Regions from separate parts of the Homo sapiens genome. Here all the other regions are linked to region 4. Evidence: chromatin loops called from intact Hi-C (ENCODE). Cell type or tissue: mammary epithelial cell. All regions are shown on one strand.

Region 1 (5,000 bases), 430 kb after region 4:
TTCCTGCAACATAGTCACAAATGCCAACAAGCATCTTACTGCTGTAGCCATGTGCTCTGGTTGCTAATCATATAAAGTAGTGCATTTGAGAACCCATCCTATCCTTGGTCTGAACATTTGTCTCCATCCAAAATTGACAGATTAAAATCCTCAACACCAAGGTGATGATACCAGGAGGCGGAGCCTTCGGAAGGTGACTTGGTCTTGAGGGTAGAGGCCACACGCATGGGATGAGTGCCCTCATAAGAGGGGCCTAAGGGAGCTTGTTTGTCCCTTCTGACATGTGAAGTTACAGTGAGAAGATAGGGTCTATGAGGAAACAGGCCATCATTTGACACTGAACCTTGCTCTCTGGACTGTGAGAAATGTGTTTTGTTTTGTTTTTTTTTGTCAGCTACCTGATATGGTATTCTGTTATGGCAGCTCAGACACAGTCCTGCGTCTTTAGAACTCAGGGTACACTGTGTGCTCCGTCAATGCTCATGACCATTTGGTACTCACGCTGGAGTGTGGGGGTTCGGAATGAACACTGAGACCAGCCATGCAGCATCTGTCCTCTCTTTCTGTGAAAAGTGCCATTCTGTATGTGACATGGACCCCTAGCTTTAGACCCTACAGATCACAGTGCAGTGTCTTTCACAGAGTGAGTGTGCTGGGTACTAGTGATACTAAGCTGGGTGATAAACCCTGCTAGAGAGGTGCGGCCTGCATGGAGTGGAGAGTGTGTGACAAGGTGAAGCAGCCCAGACAGAAGTGCCAGCACCACCATCCACTAATTGGGTGACCTCAGCCATGCACCCGAGCTCTGGGCCTCATCTTTCCCATCTATAACATGTGGGCATGTACCTTTGTTTTGGCAAATAAATGACAATATATGCTTTTAGAAACTGGTGGCTACTAATCTTATGTAAAGAATGTGTGTATTTATCTTGCCAAATAAATATATGGTTGCTCTTCAATTTCGGATCATGACAAGTCGATATCATAACGAATTTGTTGTATTTCTTGGTCAGGGAAGAAGGAGAGAGAAAAAAACCAGTGCCTAGTGATGACGCCAAGTCAAGGTAAAACCTGGCCAAGGGTGGACCTGGCTCCAGTGTCTCTTCCAGTTCTCCTTCACCCTGGGGATTACTCATTTATCTCTATGAATGCAGATTTATGGACCTATAAATGAATATATGTGTTAGGGCCACCATTGCTTGTTGTAACTCCACAAAGCATGTTGACCACAAAACCTATTGAGGGCCATAGGGGCCCAGCCTGCAACGCAGCCCATCTGCTCCCTGCATCCTCATCCACCGCCTTCCTTACCACCGCCCACCCACATGCCAGCACTGCCGCGCGGCCTCTGCTCCGGCCGTCCCTTGGCCTACACTGCCTTTTCCTAATCTTTCCCAAGTTGACTCCTAACACCTTTTAAGACTGCCTAGAATCACCGGGAAGGCTTCGCTGGCCCACCCCTGCCCGCCCAGCTTCCCCAGGCTGGGGGAAGTCCTTCTTCTGGGGGCTTCCGTGTGCACCTCTGTGCCTCCACGTCCCTCCTCACACGGTGACTTTCCGATGATGCGCCTGCCTCCCCTGTCCATGGATAATGAATTCACCCAGGACAGGGCTTTGTCTTTTTCATTCCTGAATCCGAAGCTTACCTGCTACTAGAGAATTTGTGAATTTCCGTTGAACACGTGGAAGACCTAGGAAGCTGTGGGGGAGAAAGAATGAATGACTTTCTTCAAGGCCTCCTGGCAAAGCAGCAGTGCAGCGGGAACCGGAGCCGGAGGACGCTGGCTCCTCACCTAGAGCCCTCCCTTGGGTCAGGGTGGCTCTTCTCTCCCATACCTAGCGTCCGGCGCTTGGCTTTGTTTCCCGGAGTGGGTGGCACTGTTTGGCCGCCACAGGCACAGCATCGCCCCTAGGCATCGCCCTCCGCACCCGGGGATGCGGCGTCCCCAGCCTTGCCTTTCTTGATGGCTAAAGCAACAGCGCCACCTTCCGGCCTCAAGGCCACCGGGCGTGGCCGGACTTGGGAGACCTTGGGCGCCCTCTTGTGGAATTTCAGAAGTTGGGCTGCGAAAATGACTCCGTTATCCCCAGCTGACCATGAGGCCCGCTGGGCACTTCCACCTCTGAGGTTTGAGTGGTTCAGTGGGCCTGTGCAGGGAAACCCAGCCTAGAAAGCAAGCCTTTATAGCTACCTTGGTGTAGAAGATCAGAGGCATATGAGGTGAGAAACAGGTGACATGTCACGCTCCCTGGAGACAAAATGTCCAGAAAGCTCCTCTAGGCAGCAAATAAAGAAGTTATGAAAAGGAACCGTGGAGAAAAAAGAGGTGAAGGGAAAAGAAAGGGAATGTTATTCTGACCCACATGCCTCACCGCCAGGGCTGAAGTCACTACTAACAAGGCCATTTAGGAAGAGCAGGCTGGAGTTGACAGCCTTTCCCCAGGAGTCCTCTGGTTTCCAGGTCCCCCGGTTTGAAGCACTCAGGAACACACTCAGCCCCTGAATCTTCACTCAGTTCCGTGGTGTTACTGGCAATCGTTGGATATCCCTGGCTGGGGCTCAGCCTCAGCTCCGGTGTCAGCTACATAAGAATCTCAGCATCTTGGGAACGTGAGCTCAACTTGAAATACACTTCCCTGAAAGGATTACTTTGTTTTGGGACAAGGCTCATATCAATCTGTCCTGCCAAGAGATTACTGCTGTTAAACTGTTGGTTTTCACTGCTGTCAAACATAATCTTACAAGGAGAGAGAGGGGCAATCACCCTCAACACCCAGCTGCAAGAGAAGACTTTTGACTGGGCAGGACTTTTCCTGGCACTCTCTGGAGAATAAAAAAGGAATATGTAGAATGGCTGTTGTGTGATTAATGCTTACACCCACAGTGCGGCTGAGCCATTCCCAGGGGTGCACTGAGTGGGATCCCTCTACATGCAACGACCCTGCTGGCATTTCACAGGTGCCTGTGGAGAAGGCCCATTGAAGACCTGGGGCTGAAAGTGCAGCTCAACTTTGCACATATGCTTGGATTTCCTCTCTATTCCAAGGCAGACAGTCCTCAGGGTTTGGCCTAACACACAAAGGATGGGAAGAATAAAGAAACGATGTTCCAACAGTATTTCTGCAGATCTAAGCTACTGAAGGGATGCTGGACCAACCACGATAGATGCTTCCTTTTCCGCAGTGCCTCGAAAAACACTTAGGAGTGTGAAGGAGTGAAATTTTATGCTATTGGCCTTGTTCTCATTTACTTTTGATTATTATAAAATTATTCTAACGCAAAACCCATAAAAAATTGGTAACTCAGAATCTCGCCAGATGAACTGTTACATCGGACTACGCTCTAGGAAGAAGTATTAAAAATCAAAGATATTAACTTTCCAAGTGTTCATTTCCATCTGTTTTCCCTCTCTGGGACTCAGTTTCCTACTCTGTACAATTGGGACGGTGACCTACTTTCAAGGACCTTTATAGTTCAAACGCTCTTCGGTTCTGTGAAAAGAAGCCTTACATCATCCCATGGTGGGCTGCATGTCACATTATCACACAGAGTGGTCCTTGCTTTACAGAAAAATATTCATTTGCTCATTCATTCACCTATCCACTCATTCCACAAACAGTGAGCACCTACGATATTCCTCACACTGCTAAAGGCAGAGCTGTAGGGTGAGCTGTGAATAAAGCAAGGTCCTGGCCCTCATGGGGCTTGCATTCTTATGGGAACCACACACAGTGAAAGATTTAAACATATATAGTGTAACCTGAAGTGATGTAAGCCAGGCACAGAAAGACAAATACCACATGGTCTCACTTACATGTGAACTCTAAAGAGCTGAATTCATAGAAACACTGAATAAAATAGTGGCTAACAGGCTGAAGGGTTGGAGGATTGGGGAGATGTTGGTCAAAGGACACAAAATTTCAGTTAGGAGGAAGAAGTTCAAAGATCTATTGTATAACATGGTGATTACAGTTAACAACATATTGTATATTTGAAAATTGCTCAGAGTATATTTTAAGTGTTCTCACCACAAAAAATCATATGTGAGATAAGACATATTTTAAATAGCTTGATTTAGTCATTCCACAATGTAAACATATATCAAAATGTTATGCTGTACCCAATAAATCTATATAATTTTGTCAATTAAAACAAATATAGTGTAATGTAATATAGTATAATAATAGAATATAAATCAATAGTAAGTGCTATGAAGAAAAATCAGCAGGATAGGGATTATGGGATAAGGAATGTTATTTTTTAGACAGGGTGGTCAGGAAAGCCTGAGAAGGTGGCATTTGTGCAGAGACAGTGGAGTAGGGGAGTGAACCATGCCGGGTAGAGGAAAGAGCAAATGAGAAGGCCTCATATTCAGGCATGTGCTTGGTGTGTAAGGGCACTGGTAGACCAGGGGAACGAGGCTGTATTCCTGGATGTGGTCTTAGGTTTTGATTCTAAGATGGCTTTAGAGTTTAAGAGCATTCTCAAGAGTCAGTGTTGTGTGCAAGGCTCACTGCTAGGCCCTGGGAGTACCCAGAGATAAAACACTAGTCTAGTGCTAGAGGACACTCCTAAGGGACATGCACTCATCTACACAAGAGAAGGTACTGACGGTGGAAGGACGCATGTGCCAAGCATCCAATGCGTGGCGCAGACACTAGTTCTGAAGGAGCTCCAGAGATGGGGACTCGGGCACTGAGAGATGCCTGGGCGAGCAAGGGGAGTTTAATGTGGACCTGGAGGAAAGGACCAGGCAAACTGAGAGGCAGACTGTTCAGGCAAGGAAGGAGTGAGCAGAGGGAGTCGGCAGAAGTGGGCATGGCCTAATTGGCAATGGCTTGGTTGGAACAAAAGCATCTCACAGCAGAGCCATGGGAAATAAGAGGTGTGAGGAAGCTAACCCAGGAGGAAGGAAGTGGCCTGATTCCTCGAGGCTGGATAAGAAGGCGCTCCTCTGAATTCAAATGAGACTCCATGATCAACATGGTCAGGACTTTGA
Region 2 (5,000 bases), 470 kb after region 4:
GAGCCTCATGCTAAGAGAAGGTCAGCATTTGGCTTCCTCTTACTTTGGGATGTGCCAGGACGTCTCATAAGAGGGAGTTCAAAACAAGAGTAGCCAAAACCCAAGCACTACGTGTGTCTGCCTGGCTCAGAGAGAGTGTTTCTGGCCTACTTCAGGTTAACAAAGCTTACATCAGTTCCATAGTTAGAAAGTCAGCAGCTAAAAACTCCACCTGTGTACAAATCTTTCAGGAGATCAAATGGTGTGAGGATTACAAAGACTGGATTAGAAAAGCCAACTTGCAAATCCAAATTTCCCTCTATTCTTTACCATCCTGTGTCAGTAAGTATTTCAGCTGTGAATATTTATGCCCCTCTCAGAGAAAACAATCTTTATTTCAAGAGCACTGATCTGTTTTCTCCTTTTCTTTCCCACTGTTTATCATCACAGTGATGACATAATGTCAGTTGAGACAAATGTCCACCATAACCAAGTGAGAGGTGCAGGGCTGGAGGATATAACTGGGTGGAAAATTGAGAGGAGGAAGAGTTCAGCTAAGTATTTTAGGATCACACACAGTGTCTGCAACTCAGTACATTATGCCAGAAGTCTTACAGTCTTACTTTCAAATTGTAGACAACAAGGTAGTCAATAAAAGCTTTCTGATACTCTCAAGGCATTTTTCATCCCTGTAACCCCTGTAACAGAGAATCTATCTTCTCTTACGGCTGCAGATTCCCTGGACACTATTCAGCATCACATCCACCTTCTCTGCAACTTGAGATTCTGATGTGAGGGAGAATTCAGCAGTCTTACCTTTGAACTAGGGTCCCAAAGATAAGACGAAGAAACTTTTGCATGTTTTCGGTACATAGCCATTTCCACTGTTCTGTTAGTAGCAAGAGGAGCAGATCCAGGGCTGTGTCAGCTAACTCTGTCTCTGTTCCTGAGGGATAAAATGGCATCAGGAGTAACTCAGAAGAGACCCATACTTGAGGAACATCTTTCAAGGTACTGGTGGCACCTGTGTCTCTCTACCTTCATGCCAATCATCTGGTATTTTTGCAATCCCTCTACACTCAAATCAAAAGAGGTTTAACTCATATCTAGAAGGTTCAGTGACAGGCTCAGCATTTCTTTACAATTTTTATTAATGTTCCTGATATTGTAACCTAATAAATGTTTCTATGTTTTTAAAAGATATATATCTTCTAATTATATATATATCTGCTAAATATATATATGTGTGTATATATACATATATATATATATACACATACACACACACACACACACACACACACACACACACGCACTTATTTTGCCTACTTAGTTTCTATTTCTTCTGTATTTCCCCAGGATGCTGAATACTTTCTGTTCCAAAGAAAATCACAACTAGTGACTAAGTGTAACTGGCAAGGCCTCCTCTCTTTCCAACCTTGCATTCCACTCGCCCCCACAAAGCATTATGGAAACACCGTGGCAGAAGTGGGGAAAGAGTTGGCATTCACTTTCCTGAAAAACCTCCATTACACAGAGCTGTGGGGTTAGGATTCAGGAGGCTTCAGTCTGATTTTGAGATAACATGTGGTTCTAGGAAGAACACCACACCTCTGGTAAAATGCCATAACAATTACTACGTTCTTTCCTGTTTCAAAGACTGTAAGGGCCACAAATGAGCTTATACCCATGCTAAACTAAGGTTTCCTGAACAAATGTATTTTGTGGAAGGAAGCACGTGCTGTTTAAACCTGTCCTGGGGTTCCAATGTCACGTCTGATTTGCCTCCAAGTATGTGATGTTACAGAATGGATCTGAGATATCTGGTGCCACTGCTGTGATTAATATTATAAGTAATATCAACAATGACTTTGTTAGTGTAGGACAAACGGATACTCTCTGGATCACCTTGCCCAAGCTCTCCTTGAACATGAATGACTTCCGATTTGGACAGATCTACTAGAACTGAATCATACTTCCCTCTTAACCCTATATAATACATATTTTCTTTTCTGTTTGTATTGCAAGGATTGGGAGCTGATATGTTGTGTGATTTCTAATCATCTTCTCAAAGATGGAATATTGCATTCCTTGGGAGACAGCATCATCCTGAGCCTTAGTCCTCAATTGTATGATTCTCTCAGGTTTAGCATTTGCTTGGAGCTGCCACCATGTGGTAACAATTAGTTACAGCAGTGAAAAATAAGAAAGCAAACAAGGTACCACCAAGTCAGTTGCCTTAAAGAAAATGGTAGATTTTTTTTTGTTTTTTATAATCATATGAGCATTTTGAGTCTCTCAGAGATAGAAGAAGGGTTTCAGGCCTAAACCATCCCTCTAGAGATATGATGTTCAACATGTACAGGCTGGACTTTGCCTAGAATGATATTCTTACCACACTGACCCTGCCCCCCACCATCTTTACAGTCTCTTAGAGTTCTCTGATGCTTTCACTGTCATATCACTTCATTTAGTTAACTGTGAGATGTGTGAAGGGATGGGGCTGTCAACCCCATTTTTCACAGACTTAAATTGAGGCCCTCAGAAGAGATGTCAGGTGATTTGTTCATGGGCACCTCAGAAAGAATAGTGAAATCAGCTTTTTCCCCAGTTTTGAATCCAAGATTTTGTGATCTTTTATTCTCAACAGAGGGCTTTATCTTGATGGAACTGATATACTTATTTTAAGTTCTTGTTCAGTAACCATACTGATTAATATCTAGGGCTTTGAATTTTTCTTCTACAGAGTACACATCTGCTCTTCTTCTCCTGGAAGGCAAAATTGCTCTGCCTCCAATGCATATAAGGAGAAAGTAAAGCTTTCACCTCTTCTCCCTCCCTACTTTATGTTGGGTAACTAGGTGGTATCATCTGCCATGGCAGTAAATAAAGATAAAAAGAATAGATCTGGGGAAAAAAGACAATTTCCATCTTGAACACGTTACATTTCAGTTGCCCTGTGGTATATCCAAGTGAAGATATACAATATTCAATGTTTAAGGCATCACCACACACATGTTAGAGCTGAAGCCAACACTACAGCTGGAGTCACCCTGGAAGAGTGTGTAGAATAAGGACAGCGAGCCAAAAATCAAGCTCTGGCAGGTGGATCATGGAGCCAACAGAGTGGACTAAGAAGCCACGAAAAAGGCATGAAGGAAACCAGGAAACTGAGACACTAAGGGAAGAAAGTTTCTAAGAAATGCAAGAGTCTGATATGCCAAAGCATGCCAAAAATAAGTTTAATGAGTTATCAATATTATCAGCATGATCTCATCCTGCTGGATTAGAACTTCCTGTGTTTGTGCCCTGTTCTGCTGCTTGATTCCGCTGTGGCAACTATGTACTACTCATCTCTGTGCCCCAACACAGCACCTCCAACACTGGAGTTCAACACATGGCATGCTCAGCTGAATGGAACAGAAATCAAAGTTACAAACTCCAACTACCCCAAGTACCAAGTGGATGCCACCCTGGCTCCCTTCTCCATGGGAGCAGAGACCTCGCCACTCACCTGGATCGCTGTTGCTGGGGTCTTGGGCTGGCACGGCTGCATCTGACACGCAACTGTCCACACGTCCTTTGGGAGGTTGTTCAGGATCTTTTTCTGGGGCTTTTGTTGGCTGCATTTCCAGTAACTTTGTCTGTTTTTCAATAAAAGATTCCATCGCAGACATGGATAGAGTCTCAGACTCCTAAGAAATAGTCAGTGGCATATCACATATGGAATGCTGACAGTAGGGGAGCAAATGCAGCACTCTAGGTTTCCCTGCCTCTCCCCTGCATAAGTACCTTGGGTATAAAACCCAACTGATGCTATGACTCCTTTAGGAAAGATTTTATTTTTTACCGAAGTTGCAAGTAAAACAGGCCTGCCCTGGGATTATCATTTCTGCACCCATTTTTGGTCATCCATTTTTTTTTCCAGGAACTAGCTTTCTTTCTTATCTTGTCATCCATTATCCGAAACCCACCATGGTTGAGAAGCCAACCTGCCAACCCAGAACTGGTAGGAATTCCAAACCACTTAGAGAAAATACTTTTAGCATAAAAGCTGGAGATCCAAACGTTGATTAAGTCATTTAGCAGGACATTTCTGACTTCAGAGAATATCTCAACTACCTGTAACTGCAGGACCAACATCTCAGATATTTTTGCCTCACATTCTCTGGGTTTTGGTTCTTACCACATTGCCTTCCTGGAGACAATAAAGAATCTTGTCTTGTGCTTCAGTCACACTTAGTGCTGGAGAAATTTTACTGGATGAGAACCTCAGCCTAGACCTGGTACAGAAACAAAGAGCAGAAACAGGTTGTAATTTATGGCCTTGAGCCTCACACTAAGGGCTGGCAAGTACTGATAATAAAACACAACAAGAATATCCATACTTATTCTGGGGAGCTTACTGTGGTCAGAGCTGCCAGGAAAGACTCGGCCCTGCAATCCCCCAAACAATGTATATTCTGGCAATTCTTGATAGATAATGTTAACGCATACACTAAGCTATGTCTACAGTGCACTTGTGAAATGGTTTCTGCTAAGTAAAACTGGCATCAGTGTGTATTATGGTTATATTCCCACAGGATAGATTAGCTAACACATAATAGGCACTCATTAAAAATTTGCTGAAGATTAAACAGACAGGTGGCATAGAGCAAGTTTTCATTATTGCTATTCATGGTGTATCCTTTTTGGACATCCATTTTTTCCCCTTGTGTTCCAAATAAAACCAGAAAAGGAACTGCAAGTGATAACATCAATGTTTCAAGGGACAGAGACTCATAAGCAGAGGTATCATGGTCATCCCTCAATATATGGGCCCAGTTAAGAAAAGGTTAGGTACTGTGAGTCTGTTATTGCTGGCCCATGAAACATAAGCACAGAGACAGAGACACACACACATACACACATGCTCTCTCTTTTTTCATAAGGACCCAGATATAGATGAAATTTCCAGTAAGGGTACATGTGGTGCCCTTGCTTGCCACATGTTGGCTTTGAATGCTGCCAGGGAACAGCTA
Region 3 (5,000 bases), 150 kb after region 4:
ATTTGGGGGGCACCTGCTATGAGCCAAGTACTTTTTATGTCCTCCAACACCCCTTCAAAGTGCTTATTTTTATCCCCATATTCAAATGAGGAAGCAGAGGCCACATGGCAAATATATGGAGGAGCTGGGACGAGATGTTTAAGATTGTTTGCAAAATGCAGCATCCTTCCACCATCCCAGTTCCCATGGCTTTCAAGAGTTTATTTCCAGGGTCTCTGAACAATGAAGCAGCCTCCTCACATCTTCGCTCTGACTACCAAAACTTTTAATAGAAACCTGGTAATTCCCAGCAACCACGGGCTCAAAGGCAATAATCTGTTCACTAGGCCCCTTCCCCTAATATTTCTTAAGCCACCAAAAAATCTGGTGAAGATCTCCAAAGATTTTCATGATAGAAACATGTCCTGGGCAAGCCTAAGAGTTACAGCTACAGCCTTGGGTCCAGGTGCCAAGGTCAGCCTTGCAAAGTTCTAGTCCTGGCTTCAGCTGAGATCTTTGGGCCTCCTTCCCTCTCCGAGAGGCCCTCCAACAGTTGGAGACACGAGGACTTCCGCCTCCCACTCTCCTCTGCCTTCTCTTCTGTTTGCCCAGTGAGATCTGCTTCCACTGCCAAGTCCCCATGTGGCTTGTGGCTCACACTTTCCTAGGAAGGGAATGGGAACCGAGGCCTCAAGCTCTGACGGCTGGGCCAGGTGGCTGAGTCTCCTTTGCCATGTTCAGGCAGCTGGCTGGCTTCTTTTCATGCACACTCAGTGGTCACCTGAGAAGGAAGTAGAAGTGTATTTGATGTCTTCATAGAAATTCATTGTCCCCTGTGCTGGGGTGTGGGGGTGGGTCATGCTGGTCATGCTGGCAGAGGGTGGAAGTGTTCCAGCAGAGCTCCAAGCAGATGGCAGCATTGAGGGGACACCTGATGTGGCTCAATGCCAGCCTGCAGGGCACTGGAGCCACAGCAAAATGATCCCGGCACCGGGGATGGGTCCTTGATTCCTGTCTTGGTTCTGTCATTGCCTGGCTGCGTGATTTTAAGCTAAGATATTGTCTTAGTCCATTCAGGCTGCTATAACAAAATGCCTTAGACTGGATGACTTATGAACAAAGACATTTATTTCTTACAGTTCTAGAGGGTGGGAAGTCCAAGCTCAGGTGCCAGCGGGTTGGGTGTGTGGTGGAGATTTGCTTTCTGCTTCACAGTCAGTGCCTTCTCTCTGGCTCCCTGGCTCATATATGGAGCCCTCTAGCTATGTCCTCAGATGATGGAAGCAGCACTTTGGGGTCTCTTTTATAAAGCACTAATCCCATTAATGAGGGCATCACCCTCAAAACCTAATCACCTCCCAAAGGCTCTACATTCTAATACTATCCCATTGGGGATTAAGTTTCAACATATAAATTTTGGGGGGTACAAAAACATTCAGACCATAACAACTATGAATTAAGGTCTTTTCCTCTCACTGCTCAACAGTTTTCTTTAAAAAAGGTCTTTAAAATGCCCTTCTAGACTTACTTACACATAAGTTTTTAAAAAATTGTACATGCCTAAGAAAGGAAACTTTGAGTAAAATAGATTGAATAAAGTATTCCTAAAACTTTCTCACATTTGGAGTCCCACTTTTCTGAATTACTTTTTGGCTTAGTCATTAAAAACCATATTTTCTCTACAATGTCATCCTGGGTGCTAGGTAAGTCTGTGATGACATGTTGATGGGGGTCACAGGAAGGGAGGGACCCAGAAATGCCCAAGGCCTGCCTCACTAATCACATTCCCACCAAGCCTTCTAAGATTCCCGAGGCAGGACCCACTTAAGGAGCAGTAGTTGGATAGGAGTAGAAGCATCACTTGCCTGTCAGCACTGATAACTCTGATCAAAATACTTAGAGGCCTTGTCTTGGGAGGCCAAAATGAAGATTTCTACTTGGGCTTTAAATCTCAATTCAGGACTACCCTGTTCCCACAGGGTGTCGGGTATTAATGTGGGAACCTGGGGTATCTAAAAGGTAGCACTGTCTGTCCTATGCCATGAGATGTTGCCCTACCAGAGCATGAAATCTTGGTTTTCTGGTTTCTTCATCAAAGGGTTAGCTCAGAGCACCATAGATAGCCACAGGCTATGGGACCAGATCCATTCTCTGGACTGGCATGGGTGCCGATTGCTGAGCCAGGGACAACAGCTTGAGTCTCAATTAGGGGGCTGGGTCAGACAGCCAAAAGGAGATGCCTGAAAGGGAGTCAGTGATTCAGTCGAGTTCCATTGTTTTCTGGAAGAGGAAGGCTGAGCAGCATTAATGGCCACATTCATTCTGCAGACAAAAGAACATTTGGTGAGATGATTCACCCCCTTCCCAGCCACGCCTCCCTTTATCACTTCACAGGATGCTGTACAGACAGAAGGTATTTAAACCTGCTGGCTTGGGCCCAGTTTCCCATCCCACTCTAGATACTCAGTGCTCTCTTTCCTTTTCATCGTGGGGACCAGGCAGGGAAGTGGGAATAGGCAGGTATTAGTCCTGGGAAGTAATCTTTCCCCCTAAATCAAGAAAGGATTCAAACTTCATATTCCTACGTGGCCTTGAGGAACCTTGGCTATCATTTCTTGCTAAGTTCCCAGGAATAGCTGAGAAACTACTTAAGACAAGCTTAGGGTGATCCTAGCCATCTGTACTTATCCAAACAAATGAAATGAATTAGGACACCCTGTGAGGCCAAAAAGATATGAATATGGCTGTATTTCAAGGTGGCTATCACCATGGGCTCTGGAGCCACAGAGATCTGAGTCTGACGCCCGGCTGTGCTACTTATTCTGTGATTCTGGGCTCTGAGCCCTCTTTAAACCTCAGTTCCCATCTCTAGAAGGGGACAATAACAGTGCCTACCTCCCATGAGGGTTAACTGAAAGATGTGTGCATTGAAGTTCTCAGCCCAGTCTCCCAGACTGGAGTCCCTTAAGCACTCAATAGACGACAGCAGTTGTTATTCCCGAGGGTGGGAAAGGGTGAAGGCGGATGACTCAGCACACAATTAGGCATTTAGAGAAGAAATTCTTGTTTCATCCTATTGCCTTTTCCCCCATGGCACATTTTGCTAATGTCTTTAAAATCTTGACACAGTGTGGTGTCTTGCCTAAAATGATATAATAATGAAGCCACTGTTGGAATGTGGTGAGGGCTGGGGTGTGTGTGTGTGTGTGTGTGTGTGTGTGTGTGTGAATATGTGGTGCCAAATTGGAGAATAAGGATAAGTTTATTAATTCTTTGGTAATTGCAGGCAATAATTGCATTACTGTGACAGTCCTACCAGGAGATGAAATTTGCCACTGTGAGGATCTGTTTTTCTTCTATTTTCTGGATTAAGATGTCAATGTTTTTAAAGGTCTCAGGCATCTTCCCAGCCTTAACTGAAACCAGTAACTACAGAAATAATTATGTTTCTAGAAACACCAACAGGAACTCAATGCTGGTTTCTGTGTAAGAGCCTGTGATCTCGACTTGGTCTCTAGCCCATCTGTGAAGGGAAATATTCTAAAACTTTATTAAACTCCTGTCCTTAGGATGCTGGCATTGGAGTTGTGGCTAACAGTAGGTGGTGTTAAGTGTAAAGAATACAGTGAGAAGCCTTTCATGCCAAACAGCCCATCTTTTGTGGGTAAACAGTCTGCTCCTGAAGAATAATCCAGCTAGCTGAGATGAACTGGAAATTCACATCGCAGTCTTCATTACAGCTGAACTCCCAATTGCATTCCAGAGATGGCCTGGGCTGGGTGAGAGAGACTGATATTCCTTATCTGAAAGTTCCAACTTCCATTGCTGAGGCCCCAAGAATAAGAAAAAAGGCTTTGAAAAAATCTAAGGAAAACTGAAACGCCAAGAAGTTTTTATCAGAAAATCATTCTGATATCATTCTTTATCAGAAAACCACAGCTCTGGGAGGGACCTCAGAGATGAGCTAGTAACCTAGTTCAAAGCACTGATTTTACAGATGAGAAAGCTAAGAGGCAGAGAGGTGAGACGCTTAAGGTCAGTAGAGACTAGGACCCAGGTGTCCTACTGCTGGTCTGGTGCTCTTACCATCTGAAACCAGTCATCACCCGTGTGCGGGTTGCCTGCTGTGTACAAGGGTATTCCCACCTTACAGCATGAAGCTGACTATGTAGTTCGACAAGCAGGGCACATATACACCAAGTAATAACAATTGGAGTCACATGTGATGAGTACCATGCCTGTGATGGAGCTGAGGCAGAAGAAGGTGACATTTAATTTGCGATAGCTCAGACAAGCTTTACCGAGAGATAGGGTTTCAGGGGGTGTCAGGAAAGATGTTTGTGATTTGGGTGAGAGGAAAGAAAGTCCATCTAAATAAGAAAAACACATCTTCAGAAGAGCAAGGGTAGGAAAGTAAGAGGAATGTTTGTGAGCCAGTGACATTTTGGTAGAAGAGGTAATTTTTGGCCAGGCGCGGTGGCTCATGCTTGTAATCCCAGCACTTTGGGAGGCCGAGGAGGGCAGATCACAAGGTCAAGAGATGGAGACCATCTTGGCCAACATGGTGAAACCCCGTCTCTACTAAAAATACAAAAAATTAGCTGGGCATGGTGGTGTGCGCCTGTAATCCCAGATACTTGGGAGGCTGAGGCAGGAGAATTGCTTGAACCCAAGAGGCAGAGGTTGCAGTGAGCCAAGATTGGGCCACTGCTCTCCAGCCTGGGTGACAGAGCAAGACTCCATTTCAAAAAGAAAAGAATGTTAGAATTGGGAGAGACGTCACAGATCATCAAGCTCAATTTCCTCATTTTACTGTTGAGAATATTAGGTCCAGAAATTTCAGCTGGCTTGTCCAAGGTTTTATGACTAAGCATGGTAGGGTGGATTAGAACCGCTGCCCATGACCCCTCATCCAGATCCTTTTTCACTACATATGCTGACCTTAGGGGAAGTGATGACAGAGACAGAAAGATCACAGAGGACCTTGCATCAGATTCAAGATATTTGTACATTAAGCACTG
Region 4 (5,000 bases):
CCCAAAATGACATAACTAGTGATGAATTTTTTTCCCCAAAATACTATCGTATCCTCTACATGAAGATAAAAAAATTGTTTTGCTTTAGAACTTCATTTACAATTCGTACATTTTCAGTAAAGTTTAGTGTTTACTATGGGCCTGGGCATTGTTCTGAGCACTTTTTTTTTTTTTTGAGACAGAGTCTTGCTCTGTCGCCAGGCTGGAGTGCAATGGAGCCATCTCGGTTCACTGCAACCTCTGCCTCCTGGGTTCAAGTGATTCCCCTGCCTCAGCCTCCCGAGTAGCTGGGACTATAGGCGCATGCCACCATGCCCAGCTAATTTTTAGTAGAGACAGGGTTTTACCATGTTAGCCAGGATGGTCTCGATCTCTTGACTTCGTGATCTGCCCACCTCAGTCTCCCAAAGTGCTGGGGTTACAGGCGTGAGCCACCGTGCCTGGCCGCACTTATTTTAATTTAATTTCCATTCAATCCTCAGTAATAATAGCTTCCATCTTTTGAGTGCTTGCTGTGCACTAGGCACTGTGCTGAGCAGCTCACAACTCTTATCTCATTTAATCATCATGACAGTCCTCTGAAAAAGACACCTTACAGACAGGTAAAGAAATAGGCTGGAGAGGTTAGAGAACTTGCTTATGGTCACCTAGCTAATAAGCAGCAGAGACAGAATTCTTAACCAAGGTGGAAATCATAAACTGGAAATTGAATACGACAGTTTTCTGGTGAGATTGTGGTACACTGAATTAGTGTTCCTTTGAGCAGAACCAAGGATTACATCATGGTATTACAGAGCTGGAAGAGACTCCAGGTGTTCATTGGGCCTGTCGTTGGAGATTTCTTGGGAGAATGGCCCTCCTTTAAAAATCTCAAAGAAGGGAATAAACAGCTTCTCTCAAAAGCCTGCGCTAGCACTTAAATATAAACAGAGTTCTTTCCTTCTAAACAAAGTAATACCATTTGTGCTACAATTCACGTCCATTTTCTGTAAGTTTGGCTATTGTGCAATGGCTGTGACTCCACATTGCCTGTAATAAAGGATTTCCTTGTCCTCCTCTATCATATCACTGAGCACACATCCCAGGCAGGCAATGTCTGATTTTTGGCATCACTTTTGTGCTGACAGTCGCCTTGTATTCCCTTTGGCCTGCAGGTTTCTGTGACTGCCACCTGCATGTGTGGAAGCATGTCTGTGCTGCTTAATTCTTCCTTAGTCCTAGATAGTCTCTCTTTTTGGAACCTTTAAAGGTTTTCAGTATTTAGAAAATCTTTTTTTTTTTTTTTTTTTTGAGACAGAGTCTTACTCTGTCACCCAGGCTGGAGTGCAGTGGCATGGTCTTGGCTCACTGCAATCTCCGCCTCCCAGGTTCAAGCAATTCTCCTGCCTCAGCCTCCTGAGTAGCTGGGATTATAGGCACCCACCACTATGCCTGGCTAATTTTTGTAATTTTAGTTGAGATGGGGTTTCACCCTGTTGGCCAGGCTGGTCTTGAACTCCTGCCCTCCGCCTCCCAAAGTGCTAGGATTACAGATGTGAGCCACCACGCCTGGCTGGAAATCATTAAATCATATCCCTGAGGCCACTTTAAGTTCAATTCCCTGTAAAGAGCTAGCTACTCTGATTATTTTTCCTGCCTTCATCTGGTGTTCACAGTCTCAACAGGCATGCTCCCAATTCTGTGATCTATATCAGGGAAAACCAGATTTAGCAGAAACTTTACTGCGATATTGACATTGTATTGCTTGCTAATGAGGTTTTAATTGATTTTAATACACTGAGAAACAAATTCACAAACAGCCCTTTCTGTTCCTGCCATTTGTATTCTTAGTGACTAACTGCCAAGTATTGGGTTCCCAAAGTTGCAGAAGAGATGGTTCCTGTTCTCCCAAGATACAGTCTTGTGGAGGAGTCTAGCAAGAAACTCGTAAAAGGTTGCCCAAGACTCCATGTGGAATGCATCCATGATTACAATCTGTGCTTACTACAGTACCTGGCCAGTAAGAGTTACTTGCACATTTTAGTATTATAAGCAGTAACAGTTGCCACCATGAGAACCGAGACATAGGTCATGCCTGTCTCACCACATTATGGCCAGGAGGTGGCACTGTTGGAACTTGCGCTCTCGCTCGCTCTCGGTCGCTCGCTCTCGGTCTCTCGCTCGCTCTCTGTCTCGCAACTTTCTAAAAAATTAGGCATCACTGCCGTGTCATGCCAGTCTAAGGAAACAGTCCTTCAACATTGTTCAAAAAATCTCAGCACACAGCAATTCCTCATAGCCAATCACCGGAGCCAGCTGAAGGAGGCTCTGTCCTGTTCCTTTGTTTAGCGTGAGTCGTGCGTCTCTCCTTCCTATTTATTCTTGTTTCTTCACTTTGATTTCTGCTCTTCATGACACCAGTGCCTCTCAACTCTAATGATCTCACAGGCTGGGAGAGCTTGCAAAGCTGAGATGTCTCCAGGGCCGGGGTCAACCTTAATCATGAGGACGGCTTGGTTTCTGTACACCCCAATTAATTAATGCAAACATGTATTTCTCCCAAATCTTCACTATTGATTGTAACCAGCAGGTGGGAGTGTTGGCATATTTACCTTTTATGGGTCCTGGAAGGAGAGGGTCTGAAAACGCCCTCAACAATGCATCTCACTAGCCACTAACCACTTCGGAGTTTATATATACATGTAATATGTGTAAATGTATTATACAAACTTGCAAAACTACACTTATTTATCTTTGTTTTAGAAGGAAAGAAAAGGGAAATGCAGGAAAGGAGCCAGGATCTTCAGGATCTGGGGTGATTTCTCCGAGCAGATAAGCTGCTTATTGAAAGTCACTGTAGCAAGTCCCAATGTAAGTCCCATTGTAACAAGTCCCTTTTACAAGGAACTTGGAAAAACTACCCAGTTCTTATAAATGTGCTTACAGTGAGTTAGAGTTGAAGTGCTAAGAAGCGTGCCTGGCACACAGTAGGCATGTTTATTGTTTTCTATCATCATCATCCTATCCTCATCATATATATTCCCATCTGGCCTGGTGCAAAGTATTTAAAATGTATCTTGTCACCTTTCCCCTCATCCTCAGGGTCTCTCTTCTTTTAGAATCACCTAGGGCTCTCCTCTGACCTTCTGTTCTCATGAACAGGAGGGAAGCCAATAAGTCATGAACGCTTTGTTTTGGTAGCAAGTACTACTAGAAATGTTTGAATTTTAAGAGATCCGAGGAAAGGGAAGCAAAAGAAATAAATGACTAATAGTAGAATTTCAGACACTGTGGCTCCAGCATGAGGGAGCAATCTGGCTGGGGTCCAGTGACACATGCCAGGGCCCCTAAGTAACTATGCTACCCGTCCCTGCTTGCATCTCTGCAGAACTTTGCACAGGGAGATATTTTTCATTCCTGGAAGTGTTTAAGCAATGACACGGGTACCTGCAGGGTGATAAAAGAGAATACCAGGACTGGGCAGGAGATTATAGGTCCTTGAAGGACCCATCCCTTCTAATTTTAAAATGTTCTTTAAAATTAAAAAAAATTAAAACTTATCCTTGATTTAAAGAAAGGGTCTTACTGTGTTGCCCTGACTTGTCTTGCCCTCCTGGGCTCAAGTGATCCTCCTGCCTCAGCCTACAGACACTGGGAGTAGCTGGGACTACAGGCACGTGCCACCTTGCTGGGCCTAATCTTCAAATAGTCTTGAGTAGTGGAGGATTATTTGGATTCTGGATAAGAAACACAGAGTTTTGTTTTTGTTTTGACTTTTAGATATCTACCCCCATTGCAAATTGTGCAGCTGTCTGTTGATCCCACTTCCTGAGGTTACAGGAGTTCTTTCTTTTTGTCAGAGCATTCTCTCTGGCAGGCGCTCTGTCTGGAGTCTCCTCATGCTCACTGGCATTAGAGAACTTTAAAGAGAGACGTAGACAGTAGAGGGGAATGGAACCTAGGAGATCCCTGTCTCTAACCTTTTACTTTTCTGATGGGGAAATTGAGACCTTGTTGGTCAAATGTCATTTGACCAAAGTCACACAACTGGTTGGCAGGAGATTCAGGGCCAGAATGTAGGTTCTCAGCCACTGTTCTCTTTATGTCACTTCGAATGCCACTGTCTCCTGAAGAGCAGGATCTGGGCATGACATGACCAAGTCCCGGGGCTGTCTGGAGGCAGGGCTGACAGTTCAATCTGGGTCCATGGAGTGGGGTGGGATGTGCTGATACAGTTCGGCATCTTCCCTAACCCAATGGACCATGTTATATTCATTCAGACTGCTCTCTTTTAGGATGTTTGTTTTTTTCTTCACGAAAAGAGCCTTCTATTATGGAGGAATTCAAAATGTCTATAATTTGGCCATATTTAGTGACTTACAAAGGAGTGTTTTACCCTGTGTAAAACTATTTAAGAATGTGAAGGTATCCTCTGATTGCTTCAAAAGATGATGTTGAAAGTAAGAAGGGCTGAGGACTTAGGAAGAGAGTGAGGTTTAGAGCAGCCACATGGTGGGAGAGGAAGGGGGGAGGGGGATAGATGTAGCCTTGTGCACGTACATGGAAAAGCATTTTAATTAGCATTGAAGCTTCAAATGTTGAAAGCTTTTTTTCCACAGCTTGCCTTGTGTGTATGTATGGACACCAACTCACATCAAACCTGCCCACCCACCTACACACATGTGCACACACACGTATTTCGGTGGTGCTGGGAGAAGTGGTACACCTTTCTGTTTCTCCTCTTTCTCATTTTTCCGCTTTTGCTCCCATCTCTGGGCTCCCACCCTAGTCTTCTCTCTTCTCCTTGGACTTTACCAGATTTTCTTCTTTCCTCCTTTCCTTCCTCAGCTCCCCATTCTCTGTATCTTCACTTCCAGTAAGTAATTCCATTAACCTACTCTATGTCACAAATGGTGCTAGACACCAGAGGCAAAGAAATGCAAAAGATAGTTCCCGTGTTCTGATCACCTCTTTCATCATGACAGCTCTTTGTCTGGCAAAAGAGAAAGTTAAATAGCCAA
Region 5 (5,000 bases), 100 kb after region 4:
ACCATTTGAGCAACAACTGCAACAATAGCAACAATTCTTCATGGCATGGGCGTCAGACCGGTTGACTTTGGAATCTAGGTGTCCATTTTGTTAGAATTGAATGTGCACTGGGTTTGGGGTGGGTGTGAGGGAGGCTGTATTTATTTTTGAACTTCTTTCGCCCATAATGAAAACCAGCTGCCTCTCCAACAAGTGCATTACTCTTCCCATAGAAAGCCTCATGGACAGACTGAAGCTACAGGGGTGGCAAGTCACATAGATGGATGTTTCTAATTTGATCTAGTGAGCTTCACCCTCTATCTCTCGGTCCTCCAGTCCTTGCTCGTGGGTTGATGGACACCTTGTCTCCTTCCATACTTGTGGAACCTAGGGGTACTTTTAGTTAGTGGAGGAGAAATGTGTCTCTTCTCCCCACTGATTCGCCAGGGTGGACATGGAGGGGACCTCCCCACCCTGGGAAAGGTGGCCCCATTCAGCTTGAGTCTGGAGTGAGACCAAACTTTCCTGCCTGCTGCATACAACTTCAACTCCAAGTCCAAGCTGGGCCCGTTATTTTGGCTGCTTGGAGAACATTCCTTCCCATGTGCTGATGCATCAGGGTATCTCCAGCTTCCTTTTCTCTGGAGGGGTGGCACTGAGTTAAAATCCTTCCCTAGGTGCATGGGCAGACGAGTAGGAGGGCTGAGGTGCAGGAAACGCAGCCGAGTGGAGAGCAGGACGGCAGACAGTGCTGTGCTGGCCACCTCTGTGGGTCTGGCCACAGGAGAATGCACAAGAATGATTTACTAGGTGCTTCCTCACCTCTCATGGGTGGTGCCGGGAGATGATGGAATGCGCTTTTTTCCCCGTAAGAGAATGCTTTTGGCAGAGACATTTCCCAGTTATTAAAAAACGGGGCAATGAGGTGAGCTATAAATGCAAACCTCCATATAGGAAAATCCAGAAGAAATGAGTAAGGACGAGGTGATGCAGTGGAGATTGTGGGGAGAGAGAAAAGATTAAAAACAGGCGAAGAGAAGAACAATGAAGCTGTGTTGAGACTGAATGGGAGAGAGCGGGAGTTCTGTAAAGGCAAGAAAAACATCAGCAATGGAGTCAAGGAAAGCTCAGCGGTGACTTTGCTCCTTGCCCGCAGTGTAGAAGCAGATAGAAGGCTGGGGAGGGGTTGACTAGGCAGGTTGAATTTGTAGGTCAGTGGAAGAAACAGCAAGAATGAGAAAAAGGAGCTCGGGGTGCTTAGGTCATTGGACACCCTTGAAGCTGTGGGTAATGTGCACTGCGGAAAGATTTGGGCGAATTTCCACAGAACCAATTCTGAGAACACGATATGGTGTGTCTTGACTCTTTATGGGGGGACGTGCCTTGTAGGACCAGAGAAATGCGCACAGCTTAGCCTTTACAGCTATATCCAGTTTCCACGGAGTTCTCGTTCTTTCCTGGTTCCCATAACGCTTGTCTGTGTTCAAATATATTTACCTCTTGATACTCTATTCAGCATAGTGAATTGTTCCTGTTATTCGCTGAGTTCTTTTTAGTGTATTTTCTCATTCTTTACAAGTCTGAGATTCTTAGGGACAAGGAGAGTGTCTTGTATTTCTTTTGTGTTATTCACAGTCTTGCAGAGTGGTGAGGAAAGGGTAGGTGTAGACAGCGTGAAATTAAATCGGACCTAAAGCTGCCTCCTACGTATTTCAGGTTTGGCCTGAAGGTTTCTGCACACCCAGCCAACTGCCACCTAACAGGATGCGTAAACAGACTGTAACCTCCTAGTAACAAGTCACTGAGTCTCAGCCAGTCACAGGCGGTAACTGTTCAAACCCTGCTCAAATCAGGCAAACACTGAACTGTAACCAGTCTGGCTGTTTCTGCACCCCACTTCCATTTTCTGTCCATCACCTTCTGTTTCCTATCTGTAAATGTTATCTGACCCTGTGGCAGCCCTGCGGTTGCTCTGAACCTGTTCTGGTTCTGGGGGCTGCCTGATTTGTGAACTGTTCTTTGCTCAGTTGAACTCTTAAATTTGACTTGTCTAAAGTTTTTCTTTTAACAATGGACAGTGCTGAAATGAGGACTCTGTAGGAGAAAACCAGCCAGCCAGGCTGCCCCTTCCCACCTCTCACTTCCTTCCCACATTTATTGAATGCTTACTGTGTGCGATGCCCTGTTCTAGGCCCTGGACACGAGCAGTCAACAGACAGATGAGCTCTGGTGAAGCTTCCGTGTCAGTGGGAGAGAAAGGCAGGACAGCAGAAGGAGTGCACGCACAAACGCTCCAAGCAGGGATCAGTGCTATCAGGGTGAGAAGGGGAGAGAGGGCCAAGGGGCTGCAGGAGAGGGTGTGTGACTGCAGTTTACACAGGGTACAGGGAATGTCCTTTTTCTTTCCAATGTCAGTGACACTTGCTTAGAGACCTGAATGAAACAGGAGGCTCTTTGGTGGAGAAGCCATGCTCACGGGAGCAGGGAGGTGCTGAGGAGAAAGGTGCCAGTGTGCTCAGAGGACAAGGAGGAGGCTGTGGGCTGGAGCGGAGTCAGGAGGGGTGGATGAGATCAGAGAGGGAACAGGGGCTGGACCACCGCAGTTCTTGTAGTCACAGCAAGTGAGGATATAGGATCCTTTTCTGGGTGAGGTAGAAGCTTCGGGGTGGAGGAGGGACTGAGACCACTGGGGCTGAAAGAGTTGAGAGGCAGGAATGGGTGGTGGCTTGGGCCAGGTGGGCGTGACTGAAATGAAAGAAGTGGTTGGATTCTGGATCTTTTTGGAAGATGGAGCTGACAACATTCGCCCATCTGAGGAATGAAAGAAGGAGGGGAGTTGAGGATGACTCAGGGTTTTTGGCTTTGTCAGAAGATGTGTTTAGCTTGAGCTTTGGGACTGGACAAGTTGTTGAGCAAAGGAAGCACTGGAATGAGCCTACACCTTGATTTCCTCAGTGACTTGCTGGAATGGTGTGTACATGCATGGTTGTTGCCAAACTCTGCCTCAGGTCAGATGAGGATGCTGAGGTAACAGGCTCAGAGGAGTTATTCACTCCACAAATGTGTATAGAGTATCCGTTACAGCAGGATTCTAGATGATATTTTAGGTTGTTTTGCCTCCTTTATCCAGGCAGAGTCTGCTATTGTTTTGGGACCAGAACTCATTCTGAGTAAAAGAAAAAAAAAGTCTAATCCAATTCCACTTCATTGTTGCTGCAGGGTGGTCAGGGCAGTTTATTTTATTTTGAGTTCCAGGGTACATGTGCAGGATGTACAAGTTTGTTACACAGGTAAACGTGTGTCATGGTGGTTTGCGGCACCTATCAACCCATCACCTAAGTATTAAGTCCCGCATGGGCATGCATTAGCTATTTTTCCTGAGGCTCTCTCTCCCCTGTCCTCCTGCCATCTCCGCAACAGGCCCCAGAGTGTGTTGTTTCCCTCCCTGTGTCCATGTGTTCTCATTGTTCAGCTCCCACTTATGAGTGAGAATGTGTGGTGTTTAGTTTTCTGTTCCTGCTTTAGTTTGCTGAGGATAATGGCTTCCAGCTCCATCCATATCCCTGCAAAAGACATGATCTCATTCATTTTTATGGCTGCATGGTATTCCATGGTGTATATGTGCCACATTGTCTTCATCCAGTCTATCATTGATGGGCATTTGGGTTGATTCCATGTCTTTGCTATTGTGAATAATGCTGCAATGAATATATCTGTGCATGTATCTTTATAGTAGAATAAGTTATATTCCTTTGGGTATATACCCAGTAATGGGATTGCTGGGTCAGATGGTATTTCTGGTTCTAGGTTTTTGCGGAATCGCCACACTGTCTTCTACAATGGTTGAACTAATTTACATTCCCACCAACCATGTAAAAGCGTTCCTATCTCTCCTCAGCCTCGCCACCATCTGCTATTTCTTGACTTTTTAATAATTGCCTTTCTGACTGGTGTGGGATGGCATCTCACTGTGGTTTTGATTTGCGCTTCTGTAATGATCAGTGATGTTGAGGTTTTTTCATATGTTTGTTGGTCACATAAATGTCTGTTTTTGAGGAGTCTCTATTCATGTCCTTTGTCCACTCTTTAATGAGGTTGTTTGGTTTTTTTCTTGTAAATTTGTTTAAGTTCCTTGTAGACTCTGGATGTTAGGCCTTTGTCAGATGGACAGGTTGCAAAACAGGTTGCAAACATTTTCTCCCATTCTATAGGTTGTCTATTTGCTCTGACGATAGTTTTTTTTTTTTTTTTTTTTGAGACGAAGTCTCACTCTGTCGCCCAGGCTGGAGTGCAGTGGCATGATCTCGGCTCACTGCAATCTCCACCTCCCGGGCTCAAGCAATTCTCCTGCCTCAGCTTCCCAAGTAGCTGGGATTACAGGCATGCACCATCACACTTGGCTAATTTTTATATTTTTAGTAGAGACAGGGTTTCACCATGTTGGCCAGGCTGCTCTCGAACTCCTGGCCTCAGGTGATTCACCCACCTCAGCCTCCCAAAGTGCTGGGATTACAGGTGTGAGCCACTGAACCCGGCCTGATGATAGTTTCTTTTGCTGTGCAGAAGCTTCTCTTTAGTTTAATTAGATCCCATTTGTCAATTTTGGCTTTTGTTGCCATTGCTTTTGACATTTTTGTCGTGAAATCTTTGCTGGTGCCTACGTCCTGAACGATAGTGCTGAGATTTTCTTCTAGGGGTTTTTATAGTTTTGTGTTTTACATTTAAGTCTTTAATCCATCTTGAGTTAATTTTTGTCAAAAATATAAGGAAGGGGTCCAGTTTCAATATTCTGCATATGACTAGCCAGTTCTCCCAGCATCATTTATTAAACAGGGCATCCTTTCCCCATTGCTTGTTTTTGTCAGGTTTGTTGAAGGTCAGATGGTTGTAGATGTGCAGTCTTATTTCTGAGTTCTCTATTCCATTCCATTGGTCTATGTGTCTGTTTTTGTACAAGTACCATGCTGTTTTGGTTACTGTAGCCTTGTAGTATAGCTTGAAGCTGGGTAGCGTGATTCCTC
Region 6 (5,000 bases), 540 kb after region 4:
AGGTGCTAGCTCGCTGTCTGCCCAAACGGCTGCCCAGTTTCGTGCTTGAAACCCAGGGCCCTGGTATTGTAGGCACCTGAGGGAATCTCCTGGTCTGCAGGTTGCAAAGACCATTGGAAAAGTGTAGTGTCTGGGCTGGAATGCACTGTTCCTCACGGTACAGTCCCTCATGGCTTCCCTTGGCTAGGGGAGGCAGTTCCCTGACCCCTTGCACTTCCCGGGTGAGGTGACGCCCCACCCTGCTTTGGCTCTCTCTCTGTGGGCTGCACTCACTGTCTAACTAGTCCCAGTGAGAGAAGCCAGGTACCTCAGTTGGAAATGCAGAAATCACCCGCATTCTGCATTGACTGCACTGGGAGCTGCAGACCAGAGCTGTTCCTATTTGGCCATCTTGCCAGTCACTATCTAATTTTTCTCTTTATTATGGGTTATATTTTTCTGCTTCTATGCATGCCTGGTAATTTTTGACTAGATGTCAGACATTGTGAATTTTACAATGTTGGGTGTTTGATTTTTTTTTCCTATCAATATTCTTGAGTTTGTTCCGGGATGCATTTAAGTTATTTGGAAGCTATTTTTGATCTCCTCAGGTCTTACTTTTAAGCTCTGTTAAGCAGGACCAAAGAAACGTTTAATCTGAGACTTTTTTTTTTTTTAACCACCACTTAGGTAAAACCTTTCTGAGTACTCTACTCAGTGCACTGTGAATTATGAAATGTTTCACTATTCTGGGTAGAAACAGGCATTAGTCCCAGTCTTATGTGAACCACATGTTCTTTTCTTACTGATCTATTCTGTTGTTTTGTTTTTGGTCTTACATGCCTTCCTCACATACATGTGTTGACCATACTCAGTTGAATAATTTAGAGAAATCTTCTGCAGATATCTGGGTTTTTTGTTTCCTGTGCAACTCTCTCTTCTGGTATTCTGTTCTACTGAATTCTAACTGCCTTAATCTCCTTGGACTCCCATCTCCTTTATTCAGAGAGTGTTCTGGGCTCTGCTGGGGTTCCCCCTCCTTGTGCCATGCCCTGAAACTCTCTCCAGGCAGTAGGCTGGGCAATAACAGGATTAACTTTTTTAAATTTCTAATTTTTCAGCAATCACCGTTTCTTGATGTTTAAGGTCTAGTGTCTTCAGAACCATTGTATATTTGTTTTATATTTTAGGTATTTTAGGCGTGTGGTTGCATCCAGTTCCTGCTATTTTCTCTTGTCTTGATATATGTGTTTTGAGTGTTCTGGGATATTACTGAAAGTACAGAGCAGGACGCAACTGTGCCTGAAATGCACCATGTCTCAGGATCACTGGTCATGCTGTTCCCTCTGCTGATAACACTATTCCACATATGTTTCATCTAGCTAACTTCTATTAGTCCTCTAAGTCTCTGTCTACACATTACTTTGTTCAGAAACCTGTTCCATGAACATCTGTCCTCTTAAATTTCCTCTTTTAGATGATTCTATAATATTCTGTACTTCCCCTTTAGTCACACTTCTTTACAGTTATAATTTCCTTTATTTGTCTTTCTTCCCTGCAAAGTTATAAGCTCTATGAGGACAGAACCATCATTGTCTTATTCCCTATAGGATTATAGAAAGGTGTTTAATAAGTTTTTGTTGAATGAATAAATAAAAGATGATGACAGCAGTGTGTATAGCAGGGGCAATGGTGCCTGGTGGGTGGTGTGTACTCAGAATAACCATTAATTATTGCTGCTGTAAATCACATGGTAGCTGACTGGAATGACTATTTATCTACACACACACACACACACACACACACATATATATATATATATATATGCATATCTGACATATGTTCTAAAATTCCAGACATAATTCATGGTTGAAGACAGAGGAAACTCCATGTAAGAAGGGGTCCTTCGTAGACCGATTAGTAAGGCAGGGGCAGTCAGCAAAATCTGGATGATTATTGTCATGAGTTAACTGTCTTTATAGACTGGTGGTGCTTGGGGATGGTCAGTTTACAAATATTTTATTTATCATGATAGGTGTGTGTGTTTTGTGTATGCATGTGTGTGTGTATATATATATATGAAGTTATATAGGATAAATATGTATTTTTATTTGTTTGTTGCTTGTTTTACACCCCAAGACATACTTCCTAGGAAGTCAGGGAATGGCTTATTATGTTTTCTGCCCTCTTCCTGATTCTAGAGCAATCTTTTTCACATAGAGGCACTCAATGAATATTAGTTAAACATAGGAATAAGATACCTTTATGCTATTCTATTTTAATTCTGACTAAGTAGTATGATAAACTACTTCTTTTTTCCCTTTTTTTGTTTATTTTTAAAAACACAATTAAGTAGAAATCAAACTACAGTCTCTCTTTATTTTATCATGCCTATAGGGAGCCTGGCTGCAGAGATTAAAATGGCTTAACTAAGGCTCCAATGTCCACCTGGTGGCAGCTTAACTTAATCGCAGCCAAATTACCTCAGGAAATTAACAGCTTTCCAAAAGCTGATCTTGACAACTCAAACGTATAGAAGTCCCTGGGTACCTACGTGTCCACACAGCTCCTGTCTCTGGAGACAAGAGAAGCACCACGTTAAGCAGTGGGGAGACATCATTAAGGTTGTGATTAAGCTGTCTTGCTAGGCAAAAGATACCCTTCTGAGAGAAGGCCAAAGTTCTACCTGAAACATCACTACTTATTACAAATTCCTGGTAATTTTCCTTACCAAATAAAAATAGGAGGAGGAAGTAATACTGCCTCAACATGAATGTTGCCAGAATAAAGACTGGGATGTGCAGGGTTAGGTGTTATAGAAGCCATAAATAAACGTGGATTTATGTACTCCCGAAGGGTAGAGTTATGGGGACAGGCAGGGTCAAGGACAGTGTAGATTCCAAGTAAGAAAAGTTGAGAACGGATCCTGAAAGGCATCAGAGACATGGCTGAGCAGGAAAAGAAAGGCTCAGTATTTTGGGAAAGCATGTATAGCACTGGTGATGAGGGCAGAAAGAGTAGTTTCCAGGGTGATCTGACTGAGAACAATAGGACGGCATCTTTCCTCAGATCCACCTTAAATGAAAAGCTAAGCATATGCCAGCTTTCACTGCCTGAGTGTTGGTACCACCTGGCCCCTCTCTCCATGGCTCTCTTGGCTCATGGCAACAGACCGAGGTCCAGATGGGAAAGGCTAGACTCTATCTAGGTATGGGATTTGATGTGTCTATTAGAGCAAAGCAAGAAATAAAATTTCAGTGCCATACTTTAACCATTGTTGTTTTCAGGCTTCAGTGCACAAAACAAACCACTCAGGGTATCTTAAGCAGATAGGGACTTATTATGAAAAATTAGTTCCTCCAATATGATTGGACTTGCTGCAGAAATAGAGTCAAGGGTTGAAATCATCAAGTTCAAGCTGCAATCCAGGGAACAGAAAGCAACTGCGCTTGCCACAAATGCCTCTTGACACCCACGAAGCTGGGGACTGGACATGAGAATGACATATCGGGCCACTCTTGCTTCTTGATCCTCACATTTTCAGCACTTTACCTGCCAGCATGAACAGCAGCAGCAGGGAGATGGCCTCTGCTCACATCCATCTTCTAAGTGTCAATCAAGTGTATTCAATTGGCTGAGCCTAAACTGCAGGCAGAATCTGAGAGACTGGGAAACATGGGGTTTTGTTTTTGTTTTCAGTATTTCATTTCTCTCTAGAAGGGCTGGGACCAGAGTGAGGCAAAAGAGGGACCTAGGGCACACTCTTCTGGCTCCTAGTTTTCTTTGCTGATTCCTTTTCTTTTTCCTAACCTTTAAATATTATAATTCCTCTAAGCTCTATTATAATCCTCTTCTTGTATCACTCTACACACTCTCTCCCTGGTGACTTCACTCATTCCCATTCCAGATTACATCTTCAAGTCTGGTATCTTGTTCTGAATACCCAAGGATACTAATACTGTCAAGGGAATATGAACATATATTGGGGACTAGGGACTCACATGCTTGTTCTATATATATAAATTGCATAAGGATTAATAAGAAAGATGCACAGTATGATACTTATTTCAGAGGAATAATTAATGAAGTAGATCAAACAAGAATTTAAAATAAGCATATGAAGTGTTTTCAAAGATATAAAGAAAGATATTAGAAACATAAATCAGAAATAAGCAGTTATTAAGAAAAGCCAGAATGATATCAGTGAAAATGGTGAAGTAAGGAATAATAAAAGCTTATCTCTCCATAAAAGTGATGAAAAAGCTGGAAAAATGATCAGAATCAACTTTTTGAATCTCAGTAAAAACAGTGAGCTTTCTAACTTACCCTAGTATTCTAACTTACCCTAGTCTTATCTCCAGCTCCCTCATTCAGAGGCAGTCTTGAGAAATAACAGCTTTTATTTTCAGTACCAGATGGAGCAGAATAGAGCTGGAGCTTTTTCAAACACTCATACTCAAAGAAGAATCATTATCTGATCTGTCCAGTAGTTCCTTGGAAGATGCTACTTGTAAGACTTGTCCTTATCTGACCTCATTTGAACTTTCCCAGTGCTAAAAGCCTCTCCCAAAGGGGTGTTTGTCAGACAGCTTAAAATAATGGCTATCTGAAGGCGTGATAGCAGTTGTGGTAAATGACAGACTAATGAGAAAGCTAAATAGGAAAAGCTAAGGCATGAGATTCCATGAGCTTGGAAATCCTGTCATATATTTAAGTAATCTTAAATATATCATACATAGAGCCGTGTGCACACTCAGGAAAGATTGGAGAAATCTCTTAGCTCTCACCTTTGATTGACCTTGAACCTTTGAGTAAGCAGGAAGTGAAGGCTAAGGCAGAGTTGTAAGCTGTCTGGCTGGGTGTGAAAGTGTGCCCCAACTTGCACATAGAGCACATCAATGTGTTGACTGCCTCATCTTCATTTCATTAGCGATGGAGGAATTCAGACCTTAGAGTCATGTGACTGGCAGAACACACAGCACCAGACACTGGACAGATGAGCTTAGTGGTAGCTTATTAGT

Evidence for each region. Hi-C counts contacts between places; a loop is a spot of excess contacts. Peaks named below come from ENCODE experiments on the same cell type or tissue, not always from the same donor. Only the 100,000 strongest peaks of a DNase experiment are listed, where the experiment ranks them.
Region 1: a loop joins it to region 4, with 14 times the contacts of the local background. A loop is called at or near these places in 110 of 110 quality-filtered maps.
Region 2: it touches region 4 in a loop (7-fold over the local background); 78 of 110 quality-filtered maps call a loop at or near these places.
Region 3: a loop joins it to region 4, with 4 times the contacts of the local background. A loop is called at or near these places in 7 of 110 quality-filtered maps.
Region 5: it touches region 4 in a loop (2.2-fold over the local background); 9 of 110 quality-filtered maps call a loop at or near these places.
Region 6: a loop joins it to region 4, with 7 times the contacts of the local background. A loop is called at or near these places in 3 of 110 quality-filtered maps.

What each region holds. Positions count from the first base shown.
Region 1 is chr11:130,860,130-130,865,129 of GRCh38, forward strand. It overlaps LINC02551 (long intergenic non-protein coding RNA 2551), which reads right to left and starts at 1,981. Exons shown (of 6, transcript NR_125383.1): 1 at 1,837-1,981; 2 at 1,647-1,699. RefSeq lists enhancers at 1,342-1,842, 1,843-2,343. In mammary epithelial cell, a CTCF peak has its summit at 2,008 (motif pointing left); a DNase peak (open chromatin) is centred at 1,992.
Region 2 is chr11:130,902,460-130,907,459 of GRCh38, forward strand. SNX19 (sorting nexin 19) reads right to left here. Exons shown (of 11, transcript NM_014758.3): 6 at 4,166-4,262; 7 at 3,494-3,674; 8 at 796-925. Among named protein-coding and RNA genes, the nearest start is that of SNX19, 12 kb to the right of the region's middle. In mammary epithelial cell, a CTCF peak has its summit at 2,144 (motif pointing left); no DNase peak of the experiment used is centred here.
Region 3 is chr11:130,578,298-130,583,297 of GRCh38, forward strand. No RefSeq gene overlaps it. Among named protein-coding and RNA genes, the nearest start is that of MIR8052, 86 kb to the right of the region's middle. In mammary epithelial cell, no CTCF peak of the experiment used is centred here; DNase peaks (open chromatin) are centred at 2,304, 3,034 and 3,494; H3K27ac peaks cover 3,093 bases.
Region 4 is chr11:130,432,558-130,437,557 of GRCh38, forward strand. No RefSeq gene overlaps it. Among named protein-coding and RNA genes, the nearest start is that of ADAMTS8, 6.4 kb to the left of the region's middle. In mammary epithelial cell, CTCF peaks have their summits at 2,099 (motif pointing right) and 2,570 (motif pointing right); DNase peaks (open chromatin) are centred at 2,094 and 2,564; H3K4me3 peaks cover 504 bases; H3K27ac peaks cover 897 bases.
Region 5 is chr11:130,533,937-130,538,936 of GRCh38, forward strand. LOC105369574 (a long non-coding RNA gene) reads left to right here. Exons shown (of 5, transcript XR_007062953.1): 5 at 1-16. Among named protein-coding and RNA genes, the nearest start is that of ADAMTS15, 88 kb to the left of the region's middle. RefSeq lists a silencer at 2,824-3,024. In mammary epithelial cell, no CTCF peak of the experiment used is centred here; a DNase peak (open chromatin) is centred at 2,925.
Region 6 is chr11:130,977,149-130,982,148 of GRCh38, forward strand. No RefSeq gene overlaps it. Among named protein-coding and RNA genes, the nearest start is that of SNX19, 63 kb to the left of the region's middle. In mammary epithelial cell, a CTCF peak has its summit at 2,440 (motif pointing right); no DNase peak of the experiment used is centred here.